4 separate regions of the Mus musculus genome follow, and regions 2, 3 and 4 are each linked to region 1. The links are chromatin loops, found by intact Hi-C in ENCODE. Cell type or tissue: heart. All regions are shown on one strand.

The links. Hi-C counts contacts between places; a loop is a spot of excess contacts. Peaks named below come from ENCODE experiments on the same cell type or tissue, not always from the same donor. Only the 100,000 strongest peaks of a DNase experiment are listed, where the experiment ranks them.
Region 2: it touches region 1 in a loop (9-fold over the local background); 10 of 42 quality-filtered maps call a loop at or near these places.
Region 3: a loop joins it to region 1, with 4 times the contacts of the local background. A loop is called at or near these places in 9 of 42 quality-filtered maps.
Region 4: a loop joins it to region 1, with 2.9 times the contacts of the local background. A loop is called at or near these places in 10 of 42 quality-filtered maps.

Annotation. Positions count from the first base shown.
Region 1 is chr8:60,988,805-60,996,804 of GRCm38, forward strand. It overlaps Nek1 (NIMA (never in mitosis gene a)-related expressed kinase 1), which reads left to right and starts at 4,389. Exons shown (of 33, transcript NM_175089.4): 1 at 4,389-4,959. In heart, no CTCF peak of the experiment used is centred here; DNase peaks (open chromatin) are centred at 4,017 and 4,367; H3K4me3 peaks cover 2,554 bases; H3K27ac peaks cover 2,145 bases.
Region 2 is chr8:60,885,569-60,893,568 of GRCm38, forward strand. It overlaps Hpf1 (histone PARylation factor 1), which reads left to right and starts at 4,860. Exons shown (of 8, transcript NM_028299.3): 1 at 4,860-4,968. The coding sequence starts at 4,921. In heart, no CTCF peak of the experiment used is centred here; a DNase peak (open chromatin) is centred at 4,803; H3K4me3 peaks cover 2,098 bases; H3K27ac peaks cover 1,115 bases.
Region 3 is chr8:60,628,569-60,636,568 of GRCm38, forward strand. Mfap3l (microfibrillar-associated protein 3-like) reads left to right here and starts at 4,257. Exons shown (of 3, transcript NM_027756.5): 1 at 4,257-4,490. Gm34730 (a long non-coding RNA gene) reads right to left here and starts at 3,287. Exons shown (of 3, transcript XR_379010.3): 1 at 2,899-3,287. In heart, a CTCF peak has its summit at 4,146; DNase peaks (open chromatin) are centred at 3,033 and 4,183; H3K4me3 peaks cover 2,561 bases; H3K27ac peaks cover 1,224 bases; H3K27me3 peaks cover 1,487 bases.
Region 4 is chr8:61,483,597-61,491,596 of GRCm38, forward strand. It overlaps Cbr4 (carbonyl reductase 4), which reads left to right and starts at 4,138. Exons shown (of 5, transcript NM_145595.2): 1 at 4,138-4,394; 2 at 6,344-6,464; 3 at 7,949-8,000. The coding sequence starts at 4,253. In heart, a CTCF peak has its summit at 4,339; DNase peaks (open chromatin) are centred at 4,135 and 5,235; H3K4me3 peaks cover 1,496 bases; H3K27ac peaks cover 1,141 bases.

The sequences.
Region 1 (8,000 bases):
GAAATAAAAGTGTATTAACCCCCCTCATCAAAGAAGCCTCTTTTTTTTTTTCTTTTTCCTGCAAATGGAAACCATCACAGACAACCAGAAAGGGACACAATGCAGAAATCAATGGATATATCTACATCCATGATTCAAAATACCTCAGAAGGGAAAGATTGTAAGAGCCAAAATTCCAAGAAGTCATTTATAATCTGTCCTAGAAATGGCTATATAACAGCTAGAGCAATGGTAATATCAATGGGTATGCTGGGGGAGGGGGGTAGAAAGTTTTAGTGGTGTTTCATCCCTTGACAATGAATGACAGCTAACTAATGACTGCTGGAGAATTACCCTCTCCCAGGGATGAGCCCTTTTATTGACTGTTGAATATAGAGTGATCAGCCTGGAAGCCATATATACACACGATGGAGCAAATAGGTTTTATTTACATATATTTGTGCATACACATGTAACAAGTATAATTAAAGAAGCCATCAAGTTGAGGGGAGACATGGGAAGCAAATGTGGGAGGGAAAGAAGGAGGAAGCAGTATAATTTTATTTCAATTAAAAACATTTTTAAGAATACAATATGGTGAGAAACAAGTGGGTTTTAGTACATACATATCACAAAATTTTTTTGCAAGTGTATTTGTGTGTGGCATGTGTGTTTGGATCTATGGGCACATGTAGAGGGGGTGTGCATTAATGTGTACATGTAGAGGCACAAAGATGGCATTGAATATCTTACTCAATTGCTCTCTGCTTTATCAAGGGAAGGTCTCTCAGTATGTATAGACTTCACCAATTCTGGCCAGCTTACCCATGAATCTCCTGTCTCTGCTGGGGTACAGGCAACCAACAGGCCTATCCAATCTTTTTACATGGGTTCTAGAGATCTGAACTACAGTTGTTTACAGCAGACATTTTATCTGTTAAGGCTCTGCCCCGATCTGCTGACCATGGAATCCTCATATTGACAGGAGTTTGATGTTTTTTAGAGAGATGTTCAGGATCTACTGTTAAATTATGTGTGTATGATATACCATAAAGAAATTTGTGTATCATAACCCACTTTAAAACATTAGTACTAATATGCATACATACATGAGTATTCTTTATTACATAGAAATATTTTTTAAGAATTTGGAGATACATCATATTTCAAGGACAACTTCTCTCTTTTTTTTAAATATTTAGTTATTTTATTTTTATAAGTACACTGTATCTGTCTTCAGACACACCAGAAGAGTGGATTGGATCACATACAGATGCTTGTGAGCCACAATGGGGTTGCTAGGAATTGAATTCAGGACCTCTGTAAGAGTAGTCAGTGCTCTTAACCGCTGAGCCATTTCTCCAGCCCCAAAATATTTTTGTATTCTAAAGACTACTAGATTGTTCCAAGGACCAAAACTACTTTCTTTAAAAAGAAGATTCCACTAGCATACTTAAGACTAAAAAATATTTGTGTTGTAAAAATCAAACATTAAATAGTACAGGGACGTATAAACCTGGTGATTTCCCTTTCTAGTCTCTTCTTTTCCTCAAACTACGTCAGCATAACAGTTGAAATAACAGTCAGTAAAAAAAGATCCTGTTTAGCTTTTGAGTATTTCATTGTTTAAATATATTGTGATCTAAACAGTTTTTTGTAGACAATTACATTGGTTCTAAGTTATCTGGTTATAAACAATAAACGTACATTTCATATGTTCCTCTTTGGCTCCATTTTTCAAGATGTAAAATTCTACAGTCAAAGAGTGTACACATTGACAACATGCTTTTAGAAAGACTAGCAATTTATATTCCCATCAATAGCTGGACCACTGCCTAAAGCATTATCTTCAGATATAACTGAGTAGCCATTCTTCTTTTTTTCCTTTTTTTTATTACGTATTTTCTTCAATTACATTTCCAATGCTATCCCAAAAGCCCCCCCCCCCCCGACTCCCCTACCCACCCATTCCCATTTTTTGGCCCTGGCATTCCCCTGTACTGGGGCATATAACGTTTGCCTGACCAATGGGCCTCTCTTTCCAGTGATGGCCGACTAGGTCATCTTTTGATACATATGCAGCTAGAGTCAAGAGCTCTGGGGTACTGGTTAGTTCATAATGTTGTTCCTCCGATAGGATTGCAGATCTCTTTAGCTCCTTGGATACTTTCTCTAGCTCCTCCATTGGGGGCCCTGTGATCCATCCAATAGTTGACTGTGAGCATCCACTTCTGTGTTTGCTAGGCCCCGGCCTAGTCTCACAAGGGACAGCTATATCACCGTCCTTGCAACAAAAGCTTGCTAGTGTACGCAATGGTGTCATCGCTTGGAGGCTAATTATGGGATGGATCCCTGGATATCGCAGTCTCTAGATGGACCATCCTTTTGTCTCAGCTCCAAACTTTGTCTCTGTAACTCCTTCCATGGGTGATTGTTTCCAATTCTAAGAATGAGCAAAGTGTCCACACTTTGGTCTTTGTTCTTCTTCAGTTTCATATGTTTTACATATTGTACCTTATATCTCGCTATACTAAGTTTCTGGGTTAATATCCACTTATCAGTGCGTAGCCATTCTTTACGCAAGCAGCAAAAAAGTATTTGCTTAGATTAGCAGGTCGCAGTGATGCCCCCTCACTTTGCTGGATAGGGTTATGTGGGCAGAACTAGAGTTGTACATAGAAAAATTCCTGCCAGGTGGAGTTGGATGGAGCTAAAGATTAGAATTAAAAACATATGGGAAATAAGTCTCTTGTAGTTTCCTGGAGATTGAAGAGCTGAATCACGATGGGCGTGGTGGCGCACGCCTTTAATCCCAGCACTCTGGAGGCAGACGCAGGCGGATTTCTGAGTTCGAGGCCAGCCTGGTCTACAAAGTGATTTCCAGGACAGCCAGGACTATACAGAGAAACAAACAAACAAAAACCAAACAAACAAGAGCTGACTCTCAACATTTGTTTAATGTACTAGCTTAGGTAACTTGCAGTGTCACCATCTGGCAAAGAAGCCCTTAATCTGTCCATTTCCAAGCTGGAAAGAATTATAAGCTCCTGAACCTAGAAAAGTCGATTTGGGTGTGTGGGATGGGGAAAGGATGGAAAAGAGAAATCAACTGTCTACAGATCTTAGGCAAGGTCTATGCAGCCTCGGTAGTGTTCCATTCACACGAATGGAACAATGTGGACAGCAACTATGGCTGTATACAAAGACACTATCCTCTTCCTGCCTCAAGTATGGACTTCTAGAGTGCCATCCTCTAGCTCACTGAGTAGAGCTACTCGGGATGACACCAGGCTTGTTCTCAACTGTTTCAATTCCTGCATCGAATGATTTTTAGTCTACTGTACATCGTCAGTCCCTTCAGTATAAAGTGTATATACAGTAAACATAAAGGTGTAGGACACTGTAATGTAACTTTGTATTCTAAAAATTAAAGATAAAACTGCTTCGTTTAAGTTCACGAAGTAACTGTGGATATGTGCATAAGTTCAGGTCCCGGTGCTTGCAGAAGATGCTCCTGAAGTTGTTACAGGTGAGTTAACCAGACCAAGGTTTGCGTCCCAGAACCCTGGTCTTCTGTCTTCAGAGATGAGCTGTTTGAGCCATCCCTTAAAATAACTTTTTAAAGGGCATTGTACTTAAAGAAAAATTACTTGTAAATATTTGGCATCCTCAGTTAAGTAATGAGCGCTCAAATTAAAAGTACCTTATCTGTGTACCGTGTGGGAAAAAGTTGTTAATATGCTCTCTTCAGTCTGAGTCAGATTCCTGAGCGAAATTCCCGCCTTCACTCAGCCTAATTCTTTCCGGTTTTACTTTATTCTACCGACACCCGTCTTTCACATGCTCCTTTGAGCTTGGAGTACCTCACGCTCTCCCTTTGGTGCTTGGAGTTTTTAACTCTTGAAGTTGCTCCAGTCTCCACCTCCCCGCCCCCAGTCCCCGGTGCTTGCACCAATGCACTTGCCCAGTCCTTTCTCTAGTCCCAGTACTTCCTAGCTCTTTTGGCCCAAACATATTCCAATGGCCCCGCCCCTTGACGATGCCCCGCCCCATTCCCCCGTCCCCGATTCTGCCCTACCCATCCCCGGCTTGCTACGCTCCGCTCCCAAACCGCCCTTTTTAGCTTTTACCTACCACAGGCCCCCCACTCACTGCACCCTCTCCCTAGCCTCTCTCTCCTCTAGGCCGGCCTCTGGTCCTTCACGCTCCCCGCTAGCTCAGCTGCTGGCTGAGAGCCGGGTCCCACTAGCTTTCCTATTCCGTAACCCCGCCCTTCCCCGGAGCCCCGCCCCATCACTCTTAGTCCAGCCCCGCCCCGCACGTACAGTCCGTTCGCTTCGCCTGGCCCCGCCCCCCGCAGATCCCGGCTCCTCCCCTGCAGCGCCACAAGTCGGCTCCTGCGCGCTGACGTCACACGCCAGCGACAGTGACGCGAGGGCCGTTCCCCTCTCCTCAGCAGTAGCTCTATGGTTTCAGGGCGGCAACGTGCAGCGTCCTTACCTTGAGCCTGTGCAGTTGCCCTCACCCCGGAATCCATAGTCACTGTGACGAGGCGGGAGGACTTGGGCGACAGGTAGCCTCCCAGTCCCACACGCTGCGGGTCCGCGCCTGGCCAAGCCACCTCGACCTGTGAAGTTGGGGGCGGTACCCAGCAACTCCCCCTGTGCAGCCGCCGTTTCCAAGGGGTCAGGAACCGCTGTGTTTGTTTCGTCCGCGTAGCCAGGGCGGGTCGCGGAGTACTGTGCCTGACCCGACGGTGGCAAGTCTGACGCGTCAGCCAGAGACCGGTGCCCGGTGTAGGAGTCGCAGCCTGGGCTGTGAGCGGCTGCTGGGTAGACAGACTTGCTTTCTCTTACAGCATGTCATTTCCAAAATGCATCGTGGTGCTTCTGCCTTAAGTCCTATAGGAAGACACTGCCGCCACTAGACCGGTGCTTATGGTCGCCACTGTTATTCTGACTCAGGTCCCGTGTCATTGAGGTGAGTTGCGCGTGGGAAAGCAGTGACAGGCAGACAAGCAGAATGGTGAACTCACCGGGAGTGAGGAGACCTGTATAGATCTGTGGAGTGCATGGATACTCGCCTTAAGTGTTTGCGCCTAAAGCACCTTCTCCTTAAGTTGTTAATGGGGAGGACTTGTGTATGGCTCAAGGCAATTCTTTGGTATTCTAAAAAGATAACGCTCTCTTAAGAGACGATAAACTAATCTAAGTAGATGATAAGTCACTTAAATAGATTAGATTAGATGCCTGTATATTTTAATGAGAAAAATAGCAGTTAACTGGTTACCCTAAAGCTTTCCATGGTTTGACACAATTTCCACGTGTAAAGTATTAAAAGTTTTGCCACTTTAATAATTCAGTGTAACTTTGGGAAGGGGTCTTGGGGATTGGATGACAGGAACTCATTTTTGCTAGGCAGGTGATCTGCCACTGAGTTATATACCCTGCCCAATGTTTTATTCTTCCCTGTAAGATCTCCCTAGAAGCAGAAATATTTTTACTGCCTACATAAATCACATCGGAAATGTTTGTGAAGGCTTAAAAGCCCTAGTCCATCTGAGCTTTCACGGTGATGGGCTTTGCTTATGCTGCAGTAAGTGGAGGTGATGGGCAGCAGCCAGATGGAAAAAGAAGCAGTTCTTTGTTTCTAGTTTCTAGGATCTAGAGGTCTACATTTAAAATGGCCTCTTGTTCTGGTGAAACCAGAGTAACAGATTTTGTGGGGAAACTGGTTTTTACACTGAAAAAGAAAGTCTGTCAGAAATCTGATGAAGGCTGTGGGACTTAACCACAGTTCTTTTGAGGTCGTGTTACTAATGCATTGGCACTGTATTCCAAGTAGGTTTTACCCTTCTAGAATCGTGGACATGATAGCTTTTCAACAGAGGAAGTTTCTTTTTGCTTGTTGATAGTTTCTACTATAAACTCCTTGGGTATTGTCTAAATATATTTACCAAGAAGAAAACACATACTTAAAAAATATTAGCAATTCTTTATTTTTTTTCTAGAGATTCCTCATAATGAAAAAAATAGAGAATTTTCCTTTCTTGGAAAACACATTGACCGTTTTCTACAATTCAGGTTGTCTCTATTGTTTTGGAAGAACCGTGTGTATAGATTTTGCCTGCAGACAGTACCAGAAGACCTCTTGGCATCTGTTAGAAGTAGGCCTCACCTATTCCTAATGTTTCCCTTTGGAATAACCTATCCATCAAATATCTGAAAGAGCTAATGCTTAATCTCTGTCAGTGTTTTCCTAACTGATGGAGATGCAGTTTAAAATTCCTGTACTCTGAAACTTTTAATATGTGGTTCATGTTATTTATCAAGCACTACTTACTTGAAACAGTTCTTAGAAAATTAGAAAGGTACCTATCTAATTTGACTGGAATTGAGGAATATTTTTCTGGAGCATAGTTGATATACTTAAAAAGAAACAAGATATTGTAGTAGCATGAATTTAAATGTTAAGGTGAAGTGTTTGGAAATGGAAAATTGTTCAAGGATGCCTGGTGAATAGTAGGCAGATGCTTCTGCCTCCAACCTGTAACCCCATCCTGTTCAAAATTTAAATAGGGACATTGAGATGGACCAGCAGATAAAGACACTTGCCACCAAGCCTGATGCCTGAATGACCGTAGTTCAGTCCCCTTGACCTACTTACATGGTGGAAGAACAAGCTCCCACAAGTCTTCTTAGTGTAGAGACACACAAACACACACACACACGGTCTCTCTCCATATAAACTTGGTTATTTTTGTTTTCTTTTAATTTATGTAGGAGAAACTGATTTGCTCTGTATTCTTATATCAGTATACATGGCTGATTAACATTTAATTTTGTTGTTTTGACTAGTTAATTCTAATACAAAAGATTGTAGACTTCTCAACTCTTAATTTTCATTCTTTGGAAGCAATATTATTAGTTTATTTTGTGTCCTTACAGAGGTATTATATATTTGTGGGTTTGTGTACACATAAATATGTATATAAATAAGTGGAGCTATAAATATATACATATGTTTTTCTTTTGCCACCAAATAGAGTGTTTGTTATTTGCCAACCTGATACAAATCCAGATATATCTTAGAATGGGATTCTCAATTGAAAGAATATCTCCATCAGGCTATCTGTCCTTGTGGACATGTCTGTGAGCATTTTCTTGGTAACTGGTTCTAGAGAGAGAGCTCAGTCTAATAAGAATGATGCCATCCTTCGGCAGGTGGCCTTGAGTTGTATAAAAAAGCCAGCTGATGCAGAAGGTATCTCTATTATCTTTTATTTCATTTCATGTGAAATAGTTCTCTAGTATAACAATTTATTTGTAGTCTCACAGGTCTGAAGTTGGTAGCTCATGTACTCCTTGTGATGAGCAAAGATTAACTGCAGAAAAGGAAAGACTTTTGTTTTTTGTTGTGTGTTCTAAAACTCATTAACCATGAATCTTTGGTTGCTCAGAAAAATACCTGTGTTTATCATTATCTGATGGTATTTAGAATTATCTTTCTTCATCTTTCTTCTTACCAAGGGCAGTAGATTAGGCCTTACTGAGTTACAACCATAGAGCTTAGTATGGGGATGGCAGTAGGATGAAATACTAGGCACACTGATAGCTTCCACCTTGGTGAAGTCCCTAGAATGGAATTGGCAATTAAATTTGGATGAAGAGCCAAACTGACAAATTTTGTTTTTTTCTCTCTTGCCAAAAAAGTCCCAAAACAATGACAATTGTGAAATAAACTCATTATGTGGTTATTATTTAATGTAATTTTATTTATGGAGTTGAGTTTTTAAGATGAATTTATCATGATTTGCTCTCTAAGTAGCTCAGTAATATGATACATTGAGCTTTCATGTTCTGGAGATAACATTAAATTTTGGCTGGCTTCCAGATAGCCATTACACTGTGCCAGTTAATTCAATGTAGACCATGTTTTCCTCTCTGACTCACTGTTGATGGCTGGAACTTTACGTATGATAACGTTATAATTCCTCTTTCTCGTAAGGTTGCTAATATCAT
Region 2 (8,000 bases), 100 kb before region 1:
CTTTTACAATCCATAATTCCTCAGCATTCCACCACATACATAGTAAATTCAATAGCTTTTAGGAATAAAATGTATTGTGGGATGTATGTTGTGGTGTGAGTGTGTGAATGTGGTGTATGTGTGAATATGTGTGTGTTGTGTTGTGTATGTGTATGTGTTGTGGCATGAGTGTGTGAGAATGTGTGTGTGTGTGTGTGTGTGTGTGTGTGTGCGCGCGCGCAAGGATACTATGGTTAGAAAGATGGCTCAGGCCGGGCATGATGGCGCACGCCTTTAATCCCAGCACTCGGGAGGCAGAAGCAGGTGGATTTCTGAGTTCCAGGCCAGCCTGGTCTACAGAGTGAGTTCCAGGAAAGCCAGAATCCCTGTCTTGAAAAAAAAAAGAGAGAGAGAGAGAGAGAGAGAGAGAGAGAGAGAGAGAGAGAGAGAGAGAGAGAGAGAGAGAGATGGCTCAGTGGGTAGGGGCCCTTGTTCTGAAAGCACGATTTAAATTCAGATCCCCAAACCTGAGTATGACCATGTGCAAGCCTATAGCCTCAGTACTGTGTGTGAGTGTGTGTGTGTGTGTGTGTGTGTGTGTGTGTGTGTGTGTGTGTGAAGGGATGGGACAAGATGACGACTGAAATTTTCTGGCTACCACCCCTGACTCCAAGTTTAATAAGACACCATGTCTTAAGGTAATAAGGCAGAAAATGATAGACCATTCTTCTCTGGCCACTGCATGTGCACATATACACATACACATGTAGATATAACTCTCATACACACACACACACACACACACAACATCACACAAAAAGAACTATATATTCCATAGCTACTCTTATTGCTGTGCATGTATTTTTTTTTTTTTTTTTAGCTTGTATTGTGGATCTGTGATAGGATCTTGTATTAGGATCTTTTCTTTGTTAGCACATTCTTTGGTGTTAAAGTTTGGAGTTATGCTATCTCAAATTTTATATTCTATATTTTATTTGTCCCCACGTAGCTCTGGAAGTCAATGGAGAAATTCTAATTCATCAGAGTTTTACAGAGTTAAATTCCTTCAATCTTCTTGGATATATATTTTTCATCTTTTAATTTCATTGTTCATTTTGCACATGTTTGGCCAGCACTATAGCCTGAGCCTAAGTCACCATCTTTTTTGTTAGTTTGAGACAACGTCTCACTAAGTTGGATAGACTGACCTTGAACTCACTCTTTAAATTTGCAGGCCTCCTGAGTGACTGGGATTATTGAATCAGTCCGTCTGGCTTAAGTGTACATGACGTCATAATTACCTGGAGGAAATCAGACGCCCTGGCAACCAGCAGTTAATGTTCCTACTTTCATTTTAAAGACAGACGTTGCGATGGCTAGTCTTGATTGCCAGCTGGATTGTATTCAGGGATGCCTGGAGACTAATAAAGCACACCCCTGTGGGTCATTGCCAGATCTGATTGGATACTGAAAACTCTAACCTAATCAGGAGGTTAATCCCCTGGCGAATTAGATTTCAATGGCATTTTTGGGAAGTGGTGGAAATTGGGGAAGCTTGAGGAAATAGGTCACTGGGGATATGGCTGTGAAGAGTCCATCATGTCCTAGAACCATCCTACTTTACCTCATCTTCTAGGCTGCCATGAGGCAAGAAACGTTCTCCTACTGCCATTTTCCACCATGATAGACTGCTTTACTACAGACCCAGAAACACAGAGCTGAGCTAAGTGAACATGTGACCACAGGCTTTCCCACCCACACTCAAGTTCCCCAAATAACAACTCTGAGACTGAATTGTATCTTAATAAATGCCTAGGCTATACATGAGGGCCTGTTCCTAATTAGCTTATAACTTAACTTGTTTATTCTGTTCTATGAATGCCACAGGGCTGGTTACCTCTTCTCAGTTTCGTGCTTCTGTCTCCATTAACATTTGGGGCAAATCTCTCCCCTCATCTGACTCTCATCCCAGAATCCTCTCTCCCTGCTGGAATGCCTTCTTCCTATTTCTTGCCGAAGCTGAATAGGCTAACAGCTTTTTATTGACAGCCGCTGCTTCCACACAGTGCACAAGAGATTCTCTCTACATGAATGGAAAACCTGAGCCAAAAGAAATCCCCTTCCCTCTCTCTAAGTTGTTTATCTTGGGTACTGATGTCATCATAGAAATTTCATGTAATATAAAGTTCATTAGCATCACTCCAGATGACAATGCATAAAAAGTATGTAAAATACAGAATAAAACAGACTATCCTCATATGTGTTAATGAGCACCATTAGGTCCACTCAGGGTCTGGATAAAACGAAAGTCTCTTTTTTCTCCTCCTCCTCTTCCTCTTCCTCCTCCTTTTCTCCTCTTGTTCTTTTTCCCTTGCTCTATTCCCTTTCCCCAGCTAGAACTCTCGAGCTTTGTCATCCTTCTATTCCTGTGTTCAGTGATTATAGTTTTCATTTCTAAGGCCCAAAACTCCACTCTAAGCACCAGCATCCTGGATTCCAGAGCTTCAAACTACAGAAGTAGCTTTCTTGAGTTCCCAAGTTGGAGAAAACTGTGGAACTTCTCGACCATCATGTGAACTGAATAGGTGAATAGACAGACAAAATGGACAGACAAAGAATGAATGTCTATGGGCTATTTCCCTGGAGAACCTGTTTACATGGAGGACACACTCTGAGATTATTCAGATTTCCAGCCTTTCTTCTATTGGGCTCCAAGGGGTACACTCAATACCAATACAAAACAAGTAATTAAAAAGATATTACATTTGCATTATAAGAAGAAATAAGCCCTTTCCTCTCCACCATGAAGGGAAGTCAGGGCAGGAACTCAGGAACTCACACTGAAACCTGGAGGCAATAGTTGAAGCAGAGACCACGGTGGAGCACGGGGCTTGCTTTCATGCCTGGTCCAGTCTGCTTTCTGATAGGACCTAGGACCACCTGCCCAGGGGTACCAAAGCCCTCGGGGTGCTGGGTCCTCCCACATCAATCATTAATCAAGAAAATGCCTCACAGACTTGCCTACAGGCAATGTGATAAAGGCATTTTCCCAATTGAGGTTCTTCCCAGGTGACCCTAGGTCAACTTGACCAAAACAAACAAACAAACCAAACCAACAAACAAAAAAAAAAGATAAAACAAAAATAAATGAAACAAATAAATAAAAACAAAAACAAAACAGGATAAGAAAGAGATGTGCTTTAATGTCTTTTTGTAAAAAAAATCTATATTTGATAGAGATTTTGAAATTACATTGTTCAAATAATGTAATTTATAACCAGCCTCAAAGATTAAAGTTTTAAAATTAAATGTAAAAAGAATGGATTCGCTTATTTTAAAGAATCTCGTTTTGTAAATGAGATTATAAAGTAGTTTAAGAGGTGCACTGGTTAGGATTGTGAATGAGATAAAGGTTAGTATGAAAGGTCATATGGAAACAAACATTCTAATCCCAAGTATGGGTTATTGGCTGTTTTCCACACTCTTGTTTCAAACAGCTCTCTAAAGACTTTAGCCTATATTATCACAGTCTTTTCAAGTATTGTTAGGTGTGCTGAAATTCTTTCAGCTGGTGTGAAACATGTACCAGATGAGTACATGAGTGGGGTAGGAGGAGGATGGAGGGAGTGCGACCTTTAGGTCTTTTATTTTCTCTTTCACTCCCGCCCCAGTTACAGCAAGGGAGCAGCTGTGCCCCTGGTTTGAAGTGCTCCTCAAAACCGGAGGAGAAGGCTCAGTGGTGAAGAGTAATACACTGCCCTTGCAGGACACCCACGTCGAGTGGCTCACTGCCACTTATAACTCTATCTCCAGAGAATCCGATGCCTTTTTTTTGCCATCTGTGGGACACGCGCTCACACACACACACACACACACACACACACACACACACACACAAATCTACAAATCTACACTCATATAACTAAAAATAAAATAAGTTTAAAACCAAGGATATGTTCCACAAAATGAGAGTATACAAATTGTGAATAAGGAAGAGAAGGGGAAGGTGGTGGAGGAGTGTGTCTTCCAAACTGTGTTCTTCCTGAGAGTCAGATTCTGATTTTTAAGCTCTGGGTAGAGCCTGACAGTGTGCCTTTTTAAACTGGCTCGGGGTGCTGCAGCTGCTCGTGGTACAGGGCTTACACTAAGCATAGCCAAGATTTGTAAAAACAAAAACAAAAAACGAATTGTATTAGGAATGAAGAACAGAGAAATGAGAAGAGAGAGAGAGAGAGAGAGAGAGAGAGAGAGAGAGAGAGAAAGAGAGAGAGAGAGGATGTGAAGATAAAGGGAAGGAAATGGAGGGAGGTAAAGAAAAGAGAAAAGATAGGTTTACTTAGTGTTAGACAATAGTGCAATAGGAAGGGAAAGGGAAGCCGGGCGGTGGTGGTGCACGCCTTTAATCCCAGCACTCGGGAGGCAGAGGCAGGCGGATTTCTGAGTCAGGACAGCCAGGACTACACAGAGAAACCCTGTCTCGGAAAAAAAAAAAAAAAAAAAAAAAAAAGAGAGAAAGGGATGGAGTGCAAAAAATTAATTCTTTAAATGAGTAGAAACAAAGAAAACGAAAAGGCTGAAGTGAGGCAGCATCTTAAAGCTATCTCTCTTGAGCATATGAGGACGAAGTTTATCGCTCCTTAAGAACCCAAATTCAATAGTCATATAGTCTAGGTTCTAGCGCACGCTGGCGCTAGGCAATGGGCGGGGCCCCGGATGTAGCTCAGGGGGCGGTGCTTGCGTTCGGGGGGGCGGGGCCACCCCAGGTCTGCGGACCGGGCCTTGCGTCCTCCTCCGTCTCAGGGGGCGGAGCCTGGTCTCTAAATTGGCGCCTCTGAGTGGCTAAGCGGCAGCTCGGATTGGCGGCTTTTGAACCCGGAAGCACTAGCGGGCGCTCGGAAGCGGCAGGAGCGCGGGCCTTGGCTCGCTCGCTGCGGCTGCGGGATGGTTGGCGGTGGCGGGAAGCGCCGGACGGCCGGGGCGGGACCGCAGGTAGGCGAGGCGGGATGCGCTGGGTATGGGGACGCTATGGGCCGTGGAGGAGCCGAGGGCCGCCCTGCGGGGCAATGGCCCGGGGAAGTCGTTCCTTTCCAGCGCCAGCCCAGTTCCCACGAAGCTCTGCAGCCAGCGGACGGACCATTCATTCATTCATTCATTCACTCACTCACTCACTCACTCACTCACTCACTCACTCATTCACTTACTAACCAGCTGATGGAAACTGGAGGAGCTGCCAGGGCGGCGAGGCACACGCGAACAAACATTTCACCTTTCGTTTTTTTTTTTGCTTGGGGTTAACGCAGGTGTGTAAAAGAAAATGCTGGAATTAACAAGCCCTGGAGTTATTAAAGACTTTTGTTTAAGACAGTCTCTATGTTGTAGCCCCGGCTGTCCTGGAACTTGATATGTAGATCAGAACTCAATATGTAGCCTCCAAATCACAGAGACCCTCTTGCCTCTGCCTCCAGGACACGAACCACCACTGCCCGGCTACTTTGGTAGCCTGACCTGGAAGTGTAAGGGATACGGGTTCTCAGATGAGTGATAGATTGGCCAGTCTGGACTCTTACATGATTTCATGGGTTCCTTAAGCATACAGTAGCTAATGGGAGAAGTTAAGCAGGGAAACGAACGTTTAACAAAAGTGACACCAGCTATGTTTTAAACTGGGTAGGGTGAGGCGATTGCTAAGGCTTAACGGCCAGTGGATGGCGAACATAGGTATTATTCTCGTTGTGTTGTGTTTTCTCACAACACCAAGTTAAAAATGTGGTTTAAAGAGAACAGCCTTGTCAGGCAGAAGCAATAAGACCAAAAGTTCAGTGTCCTCCTCAGTTACATTACAAGTTCAAGACCAGCCTGGGTTACAATAGACCTGTCTTAAACAAAGTCCAGCTTGATGACGTAGAGAGTAATAGTACTGATGACTTGAATTCAGTCCCTGAAGTCATGTGGAGTTAGGGAAGGGGACAATGTGACCAAATACGTTGTATGTAAAACCACTCCCACAGTTCTGCATCTACCCATTTGGGTGCCTTTTCCTTTTTGCCTAAGCATTTCCTGCCGCTTCTAGTCACTGTGGCTATCACCCTGAAGTTGGAGTTACCCTTGCCTTCTTGTAGAGTTTGTTGTTTCCTTAAAAAGCTTTTATGGTACATCTTGTCTTAGTCAGTATTCTACTGCTGTGAAGAGACACCATGACCATTAAAAAAAAAAAAAAGTGCCTAGCTGGGGCTTGATTACAGTTTTAGAGGTTCGGTCCACTATCACCACGGCTGGAAGCGTGGTAGCAGGCAGGCAGGTATGCTGCAGGAGAAGCAGAGAGTTCTACATCTAGACTGGAAGGCAGCAGGAAGGGAGAGACTCTGGGCGTGGAATGGGCTTTTTGAAACCTCAAAGTCTTATCTATCCCCTAGTGACACACTTCCTCCACCAAGGCCACAGTTCCTAGTCCTTCCCAGTACTGCCATTCCTTGGTGTACTCAAATTTATAAGTGCTATTCTGTTTAAAACCACCACACATCTATCTAATCTTGGGGGGTTTTCTTAATTGAACATCATACAAAGATTGAGCCATGTTGTCTAACTGTACTTCTCTTTCTTTCATTTAGTTACTGTTCCCCAGTGTTTGAAAGCCCTGTAACTATCTATTTTCCTGTTGGCTGGCATTTCAACCTCCTAAGGACAGTGCTGTCAAAAACAATTCTTACCCGATGCCTGACTTGTACATACAGTGTGTAGGCTTGGAATGACAGTTACCAATACATATGGTTGGACCCCTGAGAACATGTAGTTATCAACACCTGGGTGAGAAATGCCGACTCTAGCGGCACTGGCTTGCTGAGGGCAGCTCTCCCGCGCACTGGGCGGCGTTGAGCTGTATCCCTTAGCCTCTGCAGCACTAGGTGCCGCTGGTCCTGCTGCGGGTAGAATGTGCCGAGTTTCGCCTGGATTCAGAACCACAAGGATCTAAGTTCCCAGAAAGAAAGAGATTGTACTTAGAAAACAAGACAGATACGCAAAGTAAGCAAGTTGCCTTGGTAGCACTGAGCCAGTTTCCAATAGCATCCTTTAACCTTTAATTTGCATGGGTGCTAGAGATGCAAATCTTAGCATTACAAAGCCTTTTCCGAAAGACATGGTTTTTAGCTCAGAGGATATTCCCATATTGATCCTTAACTATACCATACCTCTCCTCTCTTTTTGTTTGGAATGTCAAAAGGAAGTTATCTGGTTTTAAGTGGAAGGGTAGTAATGATTGTGGTAAGTAGTGCAGACCTAACTATGGTTGGAGTTCCTGAAAAAACAGCTTTTTTCCCCCATTATTTATGTTTTAGGTTAGAATACAAAGAAATTGGTCTCATCCTGGCTTACTCATGCATATGTGCCATTGTACATTCGTTTTGTTTGTTCTTAAAGATGTATCCGACGATGGCTTTGCTCAGGCAGTCCTCTTAAGTGCTATGGTTGCTGGGTAATAACATGACAGGTGTGTGCCCTTGTACTTAACAGAAACAGCTTTTATCTGATAAGTCCTTTGTATCCAGTTACTTGTGATCGTTTGCTTCTGGTGTGCGTGATGAGTCTGTTTAAGTGAAAGGCCTGATGATGTGATGGCATCTTGGTACCAAAATAGAGCTGAAACTTTTATGCCTTTATGACAGCTTTACATTTTCCCTTTGTTTCTTCTTGGTTTGTTTGTCTCTGCTATGGAGAAGCACATTTAGAGACATGCTTTGGGTGGTATTTTTTGACCACCGTGTAAACTGTGTTCTTTGCACAAAAGAATCTCTTGGAGTTTACTTAAGTATCACGAGCTCATGCTTTTGTTATTGCTTTTGTTTGTTTGTTTGTTTGTTTGTTTGAACATGTTAAAATGGAGGTAGAAAGATGGCTCAGCAGCTAAGAGCATGCACTGGGCTTGCAGAGGACCCAGGACAGTGTCCACTCTGTTGGGCAACTCCCAGCTCCAGCTCCAGGGATCAGTGCTCTCCTCTAGCCTCAACAGCAGCCACTCACACACA
Region 3 (8,000 bases), 360 kb before region 1:
AAGAGCGTACAAACAAACAACAAACCCTCAGGGCTCTAGCATTTATATACCCTCTGAAAAGTCCCCAGTATTCCAAATATCACACAATCAGAAAGTATCTGAAGCTGGCAAAATCACGCCCCTGCTAGAGCACAAGGCAAGTCATAGTCAGTTGCTGTGGACAGTCTGAAGCAGCCCCACATCCCACATCTGGGGTTAAAATGAAAACACATTCTTACAATATTCCTGTCTTTTAAAAGAAACCAAAATTCTCACTAAAATATACAGATGTAGAAATGTATATATTATACTACTAATAATGTAACCTCTTACAGTTCCCAGGGTGTATTTCTAGGTGTATATCAGTAGACACTGAAAGTTAAGAGAAGTATTACAATCATATTTGAAGAAGAAGAAGAAGAAGAAGAAGAAGAAGAAGGAGGAGGAGGAGGAGGAGGAGGAGGAGGAGGAGAAGGAGAAGGAGAAGGAGAAGGAGAAGGAGAAGGAGAAGGAGAAGGAGAAGGAGAAGGAGAAGGAGAAGGAGAAGGAGAAGGAGAAGGAGCAGCAGCTCTGTTCTAGGGGGTAGAATAAGGACCTTCAGATAATTAGAGGTTGTAACTACACTGCCAGAAGAAAGCAGAGTAACGAAAAACAATGAAATTTGTGGATTAATTAGTAATGCTGTGCTTATTCGTGCCAGTGAAAGAAGGGCACCAGATGGCTCACTAAGCATTCCAGACTTCTGAAGCTGAAGAAAATCTCTGGGGTATAAGGAAGTCAAACCTGAGATCTCACTTAGGTTCCTCTGGCTGCACTGCGTGTGACTTCGTTCTGACAGCATGTCAATTTATTTGCAATCTGTGTAAACACTTAGAGAAGAATTATTTTTTAAGGAGCAAACTTCCCATATTATAACAATATATACACCTATCATTCATCCATCAGGTAAACCTCTGTTGATATTGGAAACATAGATGGTTGAGATGCAGCCCTGGTTATCAACTTCCCCACAGTGCAGAGAAGACAAAGGAAAGAAAAATCAAGATCAGATGTCAAAATGGGGACAAGAGACAAGGCACAGATGAAATATCCAAGTAGAAATCACTACAGGAAGGCCAGTCTGAACTCACTCTTGAATGCTTAAGATTTTGCCAATGAATTAAGGTGACAGAGAAACAAAAGAAGTGACAAGCATGGGGCGGCTGTCAGTTTGCACAACAGGCTATTTGGATTCGTTAGGGTACTGCATGCTAGGGAATCAGGCTGGAAACTCACCTCAGAGGTGAGGCACACACGTACTGTAATATAATTTGCTTAGAAGGAAAAACCCAAGGAGGCACAGAGGAGGGTGTGTTGAAGAGTACAGACAGGTCTGTGGTTAAAGATGTCTAGTGATGAGGAGGGCTGAAGAGAGCAGAGTAAGTAGGGACACAAAGGACAGGATCTATGAAGACACACCTACAGGCAGGTGGAGGGTGCCTGTGACGAGCAGGATGGCAGAAGAAAGCAAGGTGACTAGACCTAGACATTTCCAGATTTGTGATCTCTGGCTGAGTGGAGGTACCAGGAAGCTCTCTAGAAAACACAGCAAAAGAGCAATCATGGCTTATGAACTCTGCTTAGGACATACTGGATTTGGGTTTCCTGAGGCATTCCACTTGGGCTGTTTTGTTAGCTTACACGTAAAGTCTGAACTTAGGGATATGTAGAGAAAAAAAATGCAGTTCAGGATAAAGGTGAAATAAAATATTGACATATATGGACAAACACTAGATACTGACCAATCAAAACAGACCCATCTGCAAAGATTCTAGCAACTGGGTACAGCCATCTTCAGAAAGATGAGAGATCACAAGGCAGTAGGAGAGAAGAGAGTGGTGAGAGAATAAGAGAGGATAATTGGCTGGGGCAAAGAAGAGAGCATGAAGAAGCAGGATGTGGAGGAAAGGTGACAGGGATTATAAGTGCATGTCACACAGGTAGACTGGGGAGGAGTTAGCTTCAAACATCAGTTCCAAGATAGCTGTTGAAGAGACACCTTGCCCACCCGTTCCCAGGCTTCATTACTTTGATCCTCATGTCTGTGGAGATCCAAGCAAGATCCAGTGCAGTATTCTAGACCTAAGTAATATCAGATCCTAGAAACCCATGGGGTTAATTAAAATGGCCCCAGATTCAAAGGGGAAGCACATAAGCGTATTTTCAAGGAGGCAAAGTTTCACTAGACAGGGTGACCCGAACCACTCTGAAGCTAAACTGGGGCTGACATAAAGAGCCACTCTCATTTGGGCTGTTTCCTAGAATCTCAACGAACCTCACTGGTCATTCTTCTAACCCAGTGAGCCACAGTCTCTCTCTCTCCCTTCACCTCTTCCACCCCTTTCCCTGCTGTCCCTTTATACCCTCTCTCCCTCCTTCTCGCTGAATTTATTCATCTTGATCCTGCACTCTTTTTTTTCTTTTCCTGTAGCCTTTCCCACTCCAGTCTTCCGTCACTGAGGGTTAAACACACAAGCATGCTGCAGCGAGTATTTCTAAGATAGAACGGGAGTATTCTGCAGGTTTGCGACAGGAAAAAATAAAAAGGAGTGGGTAGGAAAAGAAATAGAACCAAAGCGAATACCAAAATACTTTACAAGAATACACATGACTGACTGGAACAAAGGGAGACAGATTCCGTGTGGTTCTCAGCTACAACTGTACAGAATGGTTACTGAAAACTTGAACGGATTAGGTTTTTGAAAGAGGCAGGGAGGTTCGTTGAGCTAAGATGCTATGGAAACTAATGTTCAAGTATGATTTCCATTTCTCAGGCTTTTGGAGAAGGACTAGGTTTTGATATGCTTAGAAACGAGAGCCCGTGCATCCATTGGCACATAAATCCCTCTGCACCAGCGTTCGTCCGTTCGTCCCACGTACCCATGCTATTGCTTGCTGTAAGGGCAGCTCCCTCCTCCTGTCTTCTGAGCTCTGGTGTCTTGATGTTCCTCAACCTTGGGCAGCCAGATGCCAGAGGCAACCACGTGCAGCAGTCTGGCACTGTTCAGAGCATGCTCAGTTGCCTGCAGCCACTTCTGCGGCGGAACTCAGGGCTTGAGGTCACAGACAATACTTTGCCTCTGGGTTTGTCAGTCACAGAGAAGGAGGTCGACTGCTATCCCGTTAACAGCTTCCTGTCATCTTGACAGCTGTTCCTAACTCAGAGTGGAATACGCGGGGTCTGACAGCCTGAGCCACTTTAGTAGCGTTAATTTGCTTAATCCAACTCTCCGTGTTTTTCCAGCAGCCTATGACCAACATAGGTGTGGGGGCGGGGCTACCCTTCTTAAAAAAAAAAAAAAAAAAAACACGGTGTGGGGCGTGGCCGGAGGGGGCCAGGATAGAAGAGCCAGGGAAGAAGAGCTTGGTCACTGTCCCAGAAACTGACAAGATCTCCCTTAAATAGATAGATAGAATGATAGATAGATAGATAGATAGATAGATAGATAGATAGATAGATAGATAGATAGATAGATAGATAGATAGATAGATAGACAGACAGAAAGATAGATGATAGGTACATAATATTTAAATGCGTGTGGGATGGCAGGGGAGAGATCCACTAATATTGCAGGACTGTTCACAGAAAACTTATGTAGGTGGTAAAAATATTTTTAGAATACTTATTTTTTCTCATCAGAACAACTTAACTGCTCTTTAGAGAGAATGTCGAAACTGCAAATAATTTTAAGGGGCAGTTTTATAAATTTTCGCGGAACCACACCACTCAGAATCCACCGCAAACACCCTGCTGTGTCTTGTCGTGCCACTTCGAGGCGTCCACTGTGCTTTTGCTGTGACAGCGCGGCCGGCCGCCTAGGAGGCCCCATATGCTCCTGCTCGCGAGGTGCTGTGACAAGACAGCCTTAGAGACTAGGTTGGTTAATGCGTGGGTAGGCTGGTTGCCCGTGGCATCCAAGATGACATTCGAAGACGCCTTTGCCTGCGTGTCCTTGAACGCCACTGAGACGCGACGCTCCGGAAAGTTGAGGTGACAACGCCGGCAGCGCCCTGCCTCCCCACAATTACCAGTCACGCTGCCCTAGCACCACTGAGTCTGGAGGAAGAGGCAGGGTGGAGCGCGGGAGCACCGCCCAGTGGCCGCCCGGTCCCGCCCAGAGGCCGGGCTCTCTGAGCACGATGCTTCCCTGCAGACTGCAGGGCCAGCCCGGGGTGGGCGGAGCCCACCACCCGCAGCGGCCCGCCCCGGGCCGCGGCTGCGGCGAAAACCCGGTTGTGCAGAGTGCACCGGACCTCGGCGCCGCCGGGAGCCGCACTGGGCATGCTCGGCTCTCGCCGGCTCTGGAGCCCGTAGGTGGGAAGCTCCGGCTCCCGGCGGCGGGGCTCGTAACCCGCATCGAGAAGAGGCGCGGGCGGCGGAGGAGGTTGGTACACGCTCGGTGCTGCAGAGCTCCCCGGGTGGCCATGGCGAGAGGTGCACGGCGACCACCCGAGTGGCGCAGCGGTGTCAGGTCAGTGAGGGCACTGGGCGGGCGAGCCTGGGCGGCGGGCTACAGTAGGAGGGAGCCTCGCACCGGGTTTGTGGTCAGCGGCCGCCCGAGCTGCAGAACTTTCGGACGCCTGGGCTGGCGAGGCTACGCGCCTGGAGGTGCCCTGCTCTCCCAGCTCGTGGCTGGTCGCAGGATGCTGGAAGTACATGCAGGGCGGAGACCGGCGGGTTGGGGACAGTCGCGTCCAAGGCTCGTGCCACAACCTTCTGATGGCCAGGGGCGCGCTGTCCACAGCGCGTTAGCACAGAGCCTTCCCAATCTCCCGGGAGAAGGAGGATGCCACGCAGAGACAGGGCTCTTCGCCCAGCTGTGGATCGTTCTTGTCACGGTGCCTCAGTTTCCCCAGACAGGGAAGGGTGTACTGGCCTTTGCCCGGAAGGCGGCGTGGGGAGCTCCGAAGCGCCGCGTCCTGATGCTGCAGGAGTGTGGGAAGCAGCTGGTGCTAAGAGCTGCTTCCTTGTCTTGAGAGCTCTTGGAGTTTGTCGCATTTCCCACCATAGCAAGTTGACACCAAATTGTCTGGTGGCCTGGAATGGGGGAACGTCCTTCTTTGGCTAAAAAAGTAAATGCCGAGTCAATCCTTTTTAAGCCCGAGAATTGCTTGTCTCCCTCTTTAAATTAGCCTGGGATCGCAAATTCCAAGGTTTATAAAGCAAACTGGAAAAAAGAAAAGAAGATGTTTGCAGGTACATCAGCTGCTCACCCTGTAGAAAATATTATGGCTCCGTCGTCATTGTTTTGAAAGACACTTGTTCAAAGTGTGGTTACTGTAGCAATCTTTATTTGCTCTAGCTTTATATTAGGAACTTGGAATCAGCATTGCAGAAACAGTGGTTTTTGAAGTTTTCTCACTCCCCCCCCCCCAGGCAAAACACTTTTTTTTTAAAGTTGCTACTACACTCAACATAGTAAAATGTTCAGGATTAAATCTGCAAGATGGAAAAAGAATTGTTTTTCAGGAGAGACTAAATTAGAGCAAGGTAGTTTGCAGGCAGTGAGCTAATGCACAAAAATGCAATCTGTACCTTCTAAGGTAATGTTACTGTTTTCCCCTACAGCTACCCATATTCATCTATTAAAATACTTACAAGTTTGAGGAGCCCAGCACATGACTGGTTACATTACCTGGCTCTGTGTGATGCACCACGTTTACAATGTGCCCTGATTGCTCCACCTAGCTATGCCTTGTGCTGTTTAGAAAGAGACAAGTGGGATCTTTCCTTAGCTGTGTCTTTCTGATTGATAGCAGGGGGCTGAGCACCTAGGTCTTACAAGTGTTGCTGGGTTTGTACTTCTGTGCCCCCTGGGTTTGCTAGTGACACTAGATGAACACAACAGACCATTTCTTTTAAAAATAAATCTCCTCACACTCATGTGACCTTATTCAAACCCCACTCCTCACCCTTTTTGGCTAACAATTGAAAAATTTAAGACTATTTAAGTACCACAGCTATTGTTTAATTTGAGCTTTCAATATTTTTCTTCAAGAACTTCCAGACACTTAAATGCCAAGTAGCTACTTGCAGTAACCAAATTGTTCAGTCTCAGCCCAAGTCATATAGCGTCATTAAGCAAGTGTGTTTGTATGAATTCAGGAAATATGTAGATAGTAGTGTTTGCCTAACTTAGAATTCATTCTAGCATTTGGGATACAAGTTGTCTTTTCTAGCAAAACCCAGGGGAACACTTACAATTCTGACAGTTTCCATGGCCAGTCACATATAGTAAAAATCAGCATTAAGGTGCAAATGGTTGGTTTTAAATTTGCCGTGATACCTCTGTGGAATGGGGTTAAAAGAATAGGGGTTGGTTGGTTATGTGATTATAACTAATTAAAGGCAGACAGAGCCATTTAATACTCATGCTCCAAACAGAGGCTCTGTAAATTTATTGGTCTTGCTTCTGCCTCCACCTGAGGCCTCTTCATGCATTAAAATTTCACATTAAATTTTCTTCCCCACAAACTTTTATGGCCAGGCTTCATAAGCTGCAAGGATGAGTAAGACATCATGACTCATACCATCTAGTTGGAGTGATGTGCCCGAAGACAAATCAATTAGAGTAGAAAATAAGCGTTGCAGTCCATGTATGTGTGTGGGCCTGAAAAGAGGCAGAGAAAAATGGCCTCCTTGGGCTTGGAGGAGGAAAGGCCCTTGTGGAAGGGGTGGCTTTGTACTTAATCTCTGGGAATACTGAAAATTGGTTCAGAGTCTTTTAAAGCAGAGAAGTGGGTCCTGTATTCAGAAAGAACTTATTTATGGTAGGCAGAAAAATGTCTCCATGCATGGTCATGACGAGACTTGTGGATGTGCTGAAGAAGAACTTTGAGATAAGAAGATAATTCCGAATCGTCCATGTGTGTCCTGTGTCATCCCAGGGCTCACAGAGGCTAAGGAAGAATTCTATGGTAGTGTCTTGAGGAAGACTCCATGGGCTGCTACCAACTTTGAAGATGAAAAGGTCTCCCAAACCATGGTGGGCAGTTGCAAAGCAAGGATGACGATTCTTCCTCCACCAGTGCCCTAAATTTAGCCCACTAAGATACATGTGTGCATAGATACATTGATTTTTGTTGACAGCTTACATGTCCTAAGAGGGAACGATGATTGAAGAATTGCCCAGACTAGATTAGCCCTGTGGGCAGGTCTGTAAGGCATTGACCTTTAAAAAAAATTATGGATTTTGTTATTAAGAAAACCTTGCAAATAAATAAAAACACCACACACCCTAATTAACCACAAGTACATAAAATATATTTTATTCTCAAAGTGTAAAGTTGAATGGGAACAGCCTTTGTTCTAAATGTCAATTCTAATTGTATAGAAAATACAGACTTCAAGTCTGGTTAATATGGGCAATTTCTTGATTACTAATTGACATAGGAGGGCCAAGTCCACTGTGGGAGGCACTATTCCTCAGCCAAGAGGGCTGAGCTGTATTAAAAGGTAGCTGGGCATGAGTCAGAGAATAAGCCAGCAGGCAAGCAGGCAAGAAGTATGATCCCCCATGGTTCCTGCCCTGTGATGATAGACTGTGCCCTGGGAGTCAAAGCCAAATAAACCCTTTCCTCCCTATGGCATCTGGTCAGAACACTTTACAACTGAAAGAGAACTAGAACATGTGGTGAATTTCCAAACTACAGAACAATAAGATAATGAGGGTTGTATAAAGTCCCTAAAACTGTGGTAATCTCTTATGGACGCCATAGAAGGCTTATGCAGCCTTATTCAACGGGAGAGTTGGTGTAATGAGATAGCAGACAGAGGCAGCATAAGGGACACGAAGTATTCCCTTCGCAGTGATGAATTAAACTACACACAAAGGAGGGTGGATTCTATCCCATTATAGGTAAACAATGGGAAATAAGCTTAGGGTTTTAGACAGCAATATGAAACAAACAGTTCATTGGCTGGTTTTATCTTCCAGCTTGACACAACCCGGAGTAACCTGGGAAGAGAGTCCTAGTGAGGA
Region 4 (8,000 bases), 490 kb after region 1:
CCAAGGCTTGACCACTTTTGCCTTTTAAAATAATTAGCTCTATACCCTAGATAGGGGAATAATACTCCTTCCACAACCCATAGACTAACAAGTAAAAAAAAAAAAAAACAAGACAAAAACAAACAAACAAACAAAAACAGTGTCAAGTGTGAGATATCACCCCTAAAGTTGTCAATCAAGGGGAGACTAGAGACCCTCAAGACAATGCAGGGGGTTGCCATTACTCTTGGTGAAGACCCTACTGCTGAAGACACCACACACTTTGCCATCGGACTGGGAGACATCAAGCTGGTACTCATCAGACACCTTCTTTCCTGTTCATTAGCTTTCATAGTAGGAAAAGGAGCTAAGTAGGCTGCTTGAGGGTAAAAGCATCAGTAGTCTTGATATGAACCTGGAATGCTGCACTAAGAAGTGTCCTGGAAAGAACACGCCCACAGGTGCATAAACGTTATGGATGTAACCAACAATTTTCTTATAGGATTTAAGTAATAATAAGAAAGTAATCGTTCAACAAACCCAAAAGAAGATAGCCAAACAAACATAATTCCACCTCTAACAACAAAAATATCAGGAAGTCAGTCACTTTTCCTTAGTATCTCTTAATATCATTGGGCTCAATTCTCCCAAAAAGACAAAGACTAACTGACTGGATATATAAACAGGACCTAGAATTTTTGCTTCATACAGGAAACAGACCTCATCAACAAAGACAGACACTACCTCAGAGTAAAAGGTTGGAAAACAATTTTCCAAGCAAATGGTCCCAAGAAACAAGCTGGAGTAGCCATTGTAATATACAATGAAATCAAGTTTCAACCAAAAGTTACCAAAAAAAGACAAGGAAGGACACTTGATACTGGTCAAGGGAAAATTCCACCAAGATGAACTATCAATTCTGAACATGTATGCTCCACTATCAATTCTGAACATGTATGCTCCAATTGCAAGGGTACCCACATTCATAAAAGAAATTTTACTAAAGCTCAAAATAGCACATCCCATACAATAATAGTGGGAGACTTCAACACCCCACTCTCAGCAATGGACATGGAAACAGAAAGTAAACAGAGACACAGTGAAACTAACAGAAGTTATGAACCAAATAGATTTAACAGATATTTATAGAACATTTCATCTTAAAGCCAAAGAATATACCTTCTTCTCAGCACCTCATGGTAGCTTCTCCAAAATTGACCATATAATTGGTCACAAAACAGTCCCCAACAGATACAAGAAGATTGAAATCATCCCATGCACTCTATCTGATCACTAAGGGCTAAGGCTCATTTTAAATACCAAGAAAAACAACTAAAAGCACACATACACATGGAAGCTGAACAACACTCTACTCAATGATAACTTGGTTAAGGAAGAAATAAAGAAAAAATTAAAGGTTTTTCAGAATTTAATGAAAATGAAGACACATTATACCAAAACTTATGGGACACAGTGGAAGCCATACTAAAGGGAAAACTCATAGCTCTACGTACCTCCAAAAAGAAACTGGAGAGAGCATACACTAGCAGCTTGACAGCATACCTGAAAGTTCTAGAACAAAGAGAAGCAAATATACTCAAGAGGAGTAGATGACAGGAAACAATCAAACTCAGGGCTGAAATCAACCAAATAGAAACAAACAAACAAACAAAAAAAAACTATCCAAAGAATCAACAAAACCAGGAACTGGCTCTTTATGAGAAAATCAACAAGATAAAGCCTTAGCCAGACTAACCAGAGGGCAGGGAGACAATATCCAAATTAATAAAATCATAAAATGGAGACATAACAATGAAATATATCTTAAAATAATTATTCTGTTTGTTGAATATTAAGAGTTGAAAATATTAAAATCATGTTCTATAAAAAAAAGAAAAACAAACAGACAAAAAACAAACAAACAAAAAAACCCCACAAGAAACATAGAGAAACATACAAGGAAATTTAGAAACCCCAAATTAGAAACCGCAATATACAAGCAAAAGAGTAGTAAGGTTTAAAAAAATTGTTCAAATGGGGCAAGATGAGACAAAAAAAAATTCCAAACATACCAGTGAGTTTCTTTGGTGTCAGCAGTTTACTGCTGGCCTTGGCCTTACCCTTTAGTGTAGTTTGTATATTCAATGAAAGTCTGCTGGAGCAAACTAATTTTCCTTTGCAAGCAGTTATTAATAGGAGGCAGCTTCTGGGTTAAGGCTGGAAATCCATGTCCACTTCTCCCTCTTGCTTGGACCCATTTGGCTTGGACCTGTGTAGGCTCTGTGCATGCTACTACAGTTTCTGAGTTGATATCTACATCAATCCTGGCGTCTAGAAGACACTTTCTCCTTAGTGTCTTTCTTCCCCTCTGGCTCTTACACTATTTCCACATCTTTGTTATAGATCCCTGAACCCTGAGCAGACGGGTTTAATGAAGATATCCCATTTAGAACATATAGTGAGTATCCCAACCTCTAACTCTCTGCACACTGTCCAGGTGTGGCTCTCTGTTAGTTCCCGTATACTGGAAGAGGAAGCTTCTCCGGTGAGGGCTGAGTATGACATTGACCAAGGGAAATAGCAGAATGTCATTTGGAGTCTTTTTTATTGCTACATTACTTCATCAGGACAGTGATATTTGTCGTAGGTACTTCCCCTAGGCCTATTTAGTCTCAGGTTTTTGGTCACCAAGTATTGACAGGCTTAGCTTCATGGGGTGGGCCTTAAATCCAGTCATGGTTTTTGCATAAACATTGTTTATGTAACCAACAACTATTGCATGGGCATGTCACATTCAGGGCAGATTGTCATTGTAGATCTAGGGGTGTTTAGTTGAGTTGGTATTTACCTTTCTTCTCTGACAACCAACATATTTGAAGATTGTCTCCAATACCCAGTGGAACACACACACACACACACACACACACACACTCACACCACTAGCTAGACTTGATGGGTTAAAAATATGTATGGCTTTGTTTTATTACAATGAAAAACTTCATAAAACATTGGAACATGGGATTTGTAGCAACATAAATCTGGTCATTCATGTTTTGCTTAATAAACTATATAGTATTCTCTTTAAGGTAAAAAAAAAAGAAAAAGAAAAACTTTAAAATTAATGTGCAACTTTTCTGGTAGGTCCCCACCCCTCCCCAATTTAGAAATCAATACTCAGACCCGGCTTTGCCAGCTTGCTGTGCCTTCAGTCCTCACTGGCCTTTTGATTTCTGGTGTTAATACAACTTTGTACTTTAATAAACAATTTAGCCCATTAGAGTTTTATGTGAGTTAGTCCTGTTGCTCCAGAATTCTCCCTACCTCCAATAGGGACTATGGTCTACTTTTTTATTTAGTACACTAATATTCTGTCAAGAAATGTTCTCTTTACACTAGAATGCTAACAAATCATGCCATTTATTTATTTATTTATTTATTTATTTATTTATTTATTTATTATCTGTTTATTTGGGAGGCATGGTTGAGACAGAGTTCTCTGTGCAGCCCTGGCTGTCCTGGAACTCTAGACCAATCTGGTCTTCAACTCAAGAGATTTACCTGCCTCTGCCTCCTTAGTGTGGGATTAAAAGCATGCACCACCATGCCCAGCTAACTTTTTCTTAAAAAAAAAAAAAAAAGCACTCAGGATATCTTATTTAGGAGTATAGGAACCCAATATTGCCAATAATGACCTAAGCTTGCTCTTTAATCTTTACTCTATTCTGATCAGTCGAAGAGCGTGGAGGCCCATACCTGTAGATGCCAGCAGCTCTGTGGAGGCTGAGGGAGGAGAATCATAGAGAATCTGAGGCCAGCCTGGGTAACATAGCAGGTCTTTTCCTCAAAAAGAGGAGTACAAGCATTTATTGAATCCCTCTACACAGTGTTCTTTCTTTGTTGCTGTCTTTGAGACAAGATCTCACTCTCTAGACCAGGCTGGCCTTGAACAGTGATGAGTGAACAGGCCTGAGCCACCACACACGGCTTGTGCTCTTTGACAGGACATTTACCCTCATAGAACTAACCAGGCTTGGGAATAGGCATCCAGCAGCAGTTACTAAAATGCTCACAAGTGCAAGAGAGTAAGGACTACAAGTCCCAGAATGCAATGCAACCCTCGAAGAGTCCGTGTGCACTGACGTCTAATCCTCGCGCCTTGTTTTGTGGCCTGGGTTGTCTGTTGAAAGGAGAGCATACTGGTTTTGTCAGTAGCTGTGTCTTTTATTACAAGTTCTGAGTCTCAGGGATCCATCTTGCTGGTCCGCGGTCCAAGATGGACAAAGTCTGTGCGGTTTTTGGAGGCTCCCGGGGGATCGGCAGGGCGGTAGCCCAGCTAATGGCCCAGAAGGGTTACCGTCTGGCGATCGTCTCCAGAAACCTGGAAGTGGCCAAAGTCACCGCCGGCGAGCTCGGCGGTATGTACCGGAAGTGTCCTCGCCGTGCGACCAAGGTGCAAGTCCTTGAGTTCCAGTCCACGGGCCCTGCCCATGTACCCGGGTTTGCGCCCCAGATCGCTCGTGCCCCATGACCAAACACTCACAGGGGCTCTCGCCTACTCCAGGCAGATTCTAAGGACCCCTGACAAGTAGTTGCCTTCCCCGCGGCCAGTGCTGATATTGAGAGCTGCCTTGCTCTGGCCTCTGGGAGGAGAGAATGGACGCGATTATACTGAAAGTAGAGAAGTCAGATACAAATGGCTAGATTGCATTTTGCTGAGAGCTCTTGCCCTTTGCGAAGGCACCCGACAGTATTTCAAAGAGAAACTCTTGATAAGTCAGGGTTGCTTCTCCAAGCCCATCAATGACTTTAGTAAGTTACTAATTTGTTTTCCCAGGCCCTTTGATTGTATTCCTATTCCAGCCCCCCCCCCCCCAACCCCAGGTTATTAACGGATTAGTCATTGCATTGCAAGTTTAAGTCTCGTTTGGAGAAGACAACTTGAAGAATGGAGAAAAATACATGTCACTATCAGGAAAGCATTGGGTATCTTGTAGGTCTAAGAGTGTCTGGTGCCGACTATATTTCTTTACTTATGTGGAAATAGCCTTGATATGTAACTCACACTGGCTTTGAACTTGTGGATCTCGTGTCTCAGCTTCCCAGTTGCTGAGATCTCCTTACTGTGATGGGACGGTGATGTCTTTAGTACAGAGTACACTCTGAACCTGCGGTGTGGTATCCAGCTTTCTCGGACATAGGGTCTCACTACGCAGCCTAGGTTTCCCTTGGATCAGGAGCTGGTCTCTGCCTCCTCCGTGCTGGGAACACAGGGGAACACATCTGTTCACCTTGGGTGTGAACACGAGCCTCAACACCTAGCCAGTCAGCATTGCTTCCAGTTTGCTAGATACTCCACCTTGCCCTGTGGTACTAGTTACCTGTTCTTCGGCTCTCCATCATATAGTTGGTTCATCTTGATGTATCCCTATCATAAATTGAGGAGCATATATATTAATATGGTAGCTTATCAGATAGGGAATATGTTTACTTTGAAGTCAGGGTTGCTTCCCCAAGCCCATCAGTGACTTCGTGAGTTTGGTGATAGGGATCAGGGAGTTCTATGGAGCCACCTCTCTTGTCCATGCTGGCCACAACCTTACAGTAGTAATCTCCTATCCCAAAGCTGAGACGGAAGGTATACACTACCATGCCCAGATTTAATTGCAGTTTTAAAAATCACATTTATTCATTTGGTTGGATGAGTACATCTATGTCATTGTGCACCTGAGGAACTCAGAGGACAGTCTGTTCTTTCCTTTCATTGTATGGGACCCAAAGGTTCAACCCAGATTGTTAGGCGTGGTGGAAAGTGCCCTTATCAAGTGAGCCATCTTGCTGGCCCTGACCACTTTTGTTTCTAGACTTTCCAAGCTTATTTCTTCTTAAGGGTTTGAGGTGTCACTCAGAATAGCCATGAACTTGTGAGTCCAGCAAGTGCCAACATTATGGGTAGCCAGGTACCCATAGTTCTTGTGTCTAAATCTCCCATTCAAGAAAACTCCAAAGTTAAAGTTAGATTTCGATAATGTTTTATTTTATGTACTTGCTGTATCCTAGAATTTGGCAGGCAGAGGCAAGATGAGCCTGAGTTTTGAAGTCAGTCTAGGCAACACAGTAAAACCTTATCTCAAAGCAAAACAAAAACAAAACACTCATACACAAGACGGAAAAAACAAACCTCATTATTTCTCCTTCACTTCCATCCACCCTGTCCTTTCATCGTGTGCTCTGAGGGCAGGAACCCATGACTGGCTGTCATTGCTCGGCCCAGCACAGGCTTGCTGAAGAGTCTAATCATAAAGCAAATAAATTCGAAATTCAAGTTAAGATTTAGAGGTAATTCTGATTTAACTTTGTTTTGTAGGAAACCACTTGGCATTTAGGTGTGATGTTGCCAAAGAACAAGATGTTCAGAGTACATTTCAAGAGATGGAGAAACATTTAGGTCCAGTAAATTTCTTGGTAAATGCAGCCGGTATCAACAGGTTGGTCAAAGATTGAGGTGAATTTGTGATACCTGTTTTAAAAGATTTTTTTTCTTAATGCGTTGATGGCTTAGTTTCTTTTCCATTGCTATTACGAAATGTCATGACCCAAAGCTATATATAAAACAGAGTGTTCGATTGAGGTTATGGTTTCAGAGTGTTAGAGCCATGTTGGTGGAGTAAAGCCATGGTGGGTAGCAGCAGCCGGGAACCCATATTGTGATTGGCATATAGGAGGCAGAGATAGGGCACAGTGGGAATGGAGCCAGTCTTTGGAAACCTCAAAGCCCACTCCCAGTGACACACCTCCTCCAACAAGGCCACACTCCCTAATCCTTCCCAAACTTGGTTCTAAACTGGGGCTCAGCATTCAAATATATGCGCCTCCGGGGACCATTCTCACTCCGAACACCACATCAGTATGAGACAATATATTAGGCTGTTTTATTTCTAACTGGAAAGGCTTTTTAGAAAATTATCATACATTCTTTTATTTTAAAAATGGTGTGTGTATCTGCATGTTAGTACGTGCGGAGTGTGTGGATTCCCACAGGAGCGAAAGGAGGGCATCAAATCCCTGGAGTTGGTGATACGGGAGCCTGTGAGCTACTTGGAACTGCACCTGCACTCTCTGTAAGATCAGTATGTGTTCTTGATCAATGAGCCATTTCTTTAGCCTAATTCTTTTATGATGAGATAAATGTCCAGTTGGATCAGTCCTAACAACCATCACCGGCATATCACCTAGCATGCCAGAAGACTCCCTTGGTCTCTTCTCACAGGAAGCCAGTGTTCTGAGTTCCATTGATCATAACAAGCTTAATAGTAATGTTTGTAGGATAATAAATGTAATAATAATAGGATGAGGGGGGGTTTGTTTAGGAGAAAGTATTTAGATTTACAGCCCCGTTAAAGAAGGCAAAACTGGCAGTAGCTTAAACCATTTGTTTACTTGCTACTGTGTTTAGCCACTGGCAGTATTTATCAGTCTATCAGAGAGGTGGAGAATCCTGCCTTCCCTGTGGCTCCTTTCTGGATTATCAACAGCTATCTTAGTGGTTTTAAAGCCAAGTTCAAAATGGGACTGCCCAGCACTTAGCTAGAAAGCATAGCTTATACTATATTTTAATCCAGAAAAAATTCTGGTACGTATGTTTTGACTTGATTTTTTAAAAAATATTTAGTTCTGCTATTTTAAAATAGTGTGTGTGTGTGTGTGTGTGTGTGTGTGTGTGTGTGTGTGTGTGTGAGAGTGCACGTGCGGCGTGCATATGTATGCAGTTGCCTGTGGAGTTCTGAAGTGGATGTATAATACCCTGAAGCTGGAGTTACAGGTGGCTGAGAGCTTTTGGACACATGTGCTGGGAAGTGAACTCAGTTCTCCTGATGGAGCACTTGGAGCTCTTACCTGCTGAGCCAGTCCTCTAGCATCCAGATTTGAGTTCTGATCTGCTTGTTAATGTGCCCACTTTCTTTTTTTGTAGAGACAGTCTTCTAGTAAGAACAAAGACTGAAGACATGATCTCTCAGCTGCAC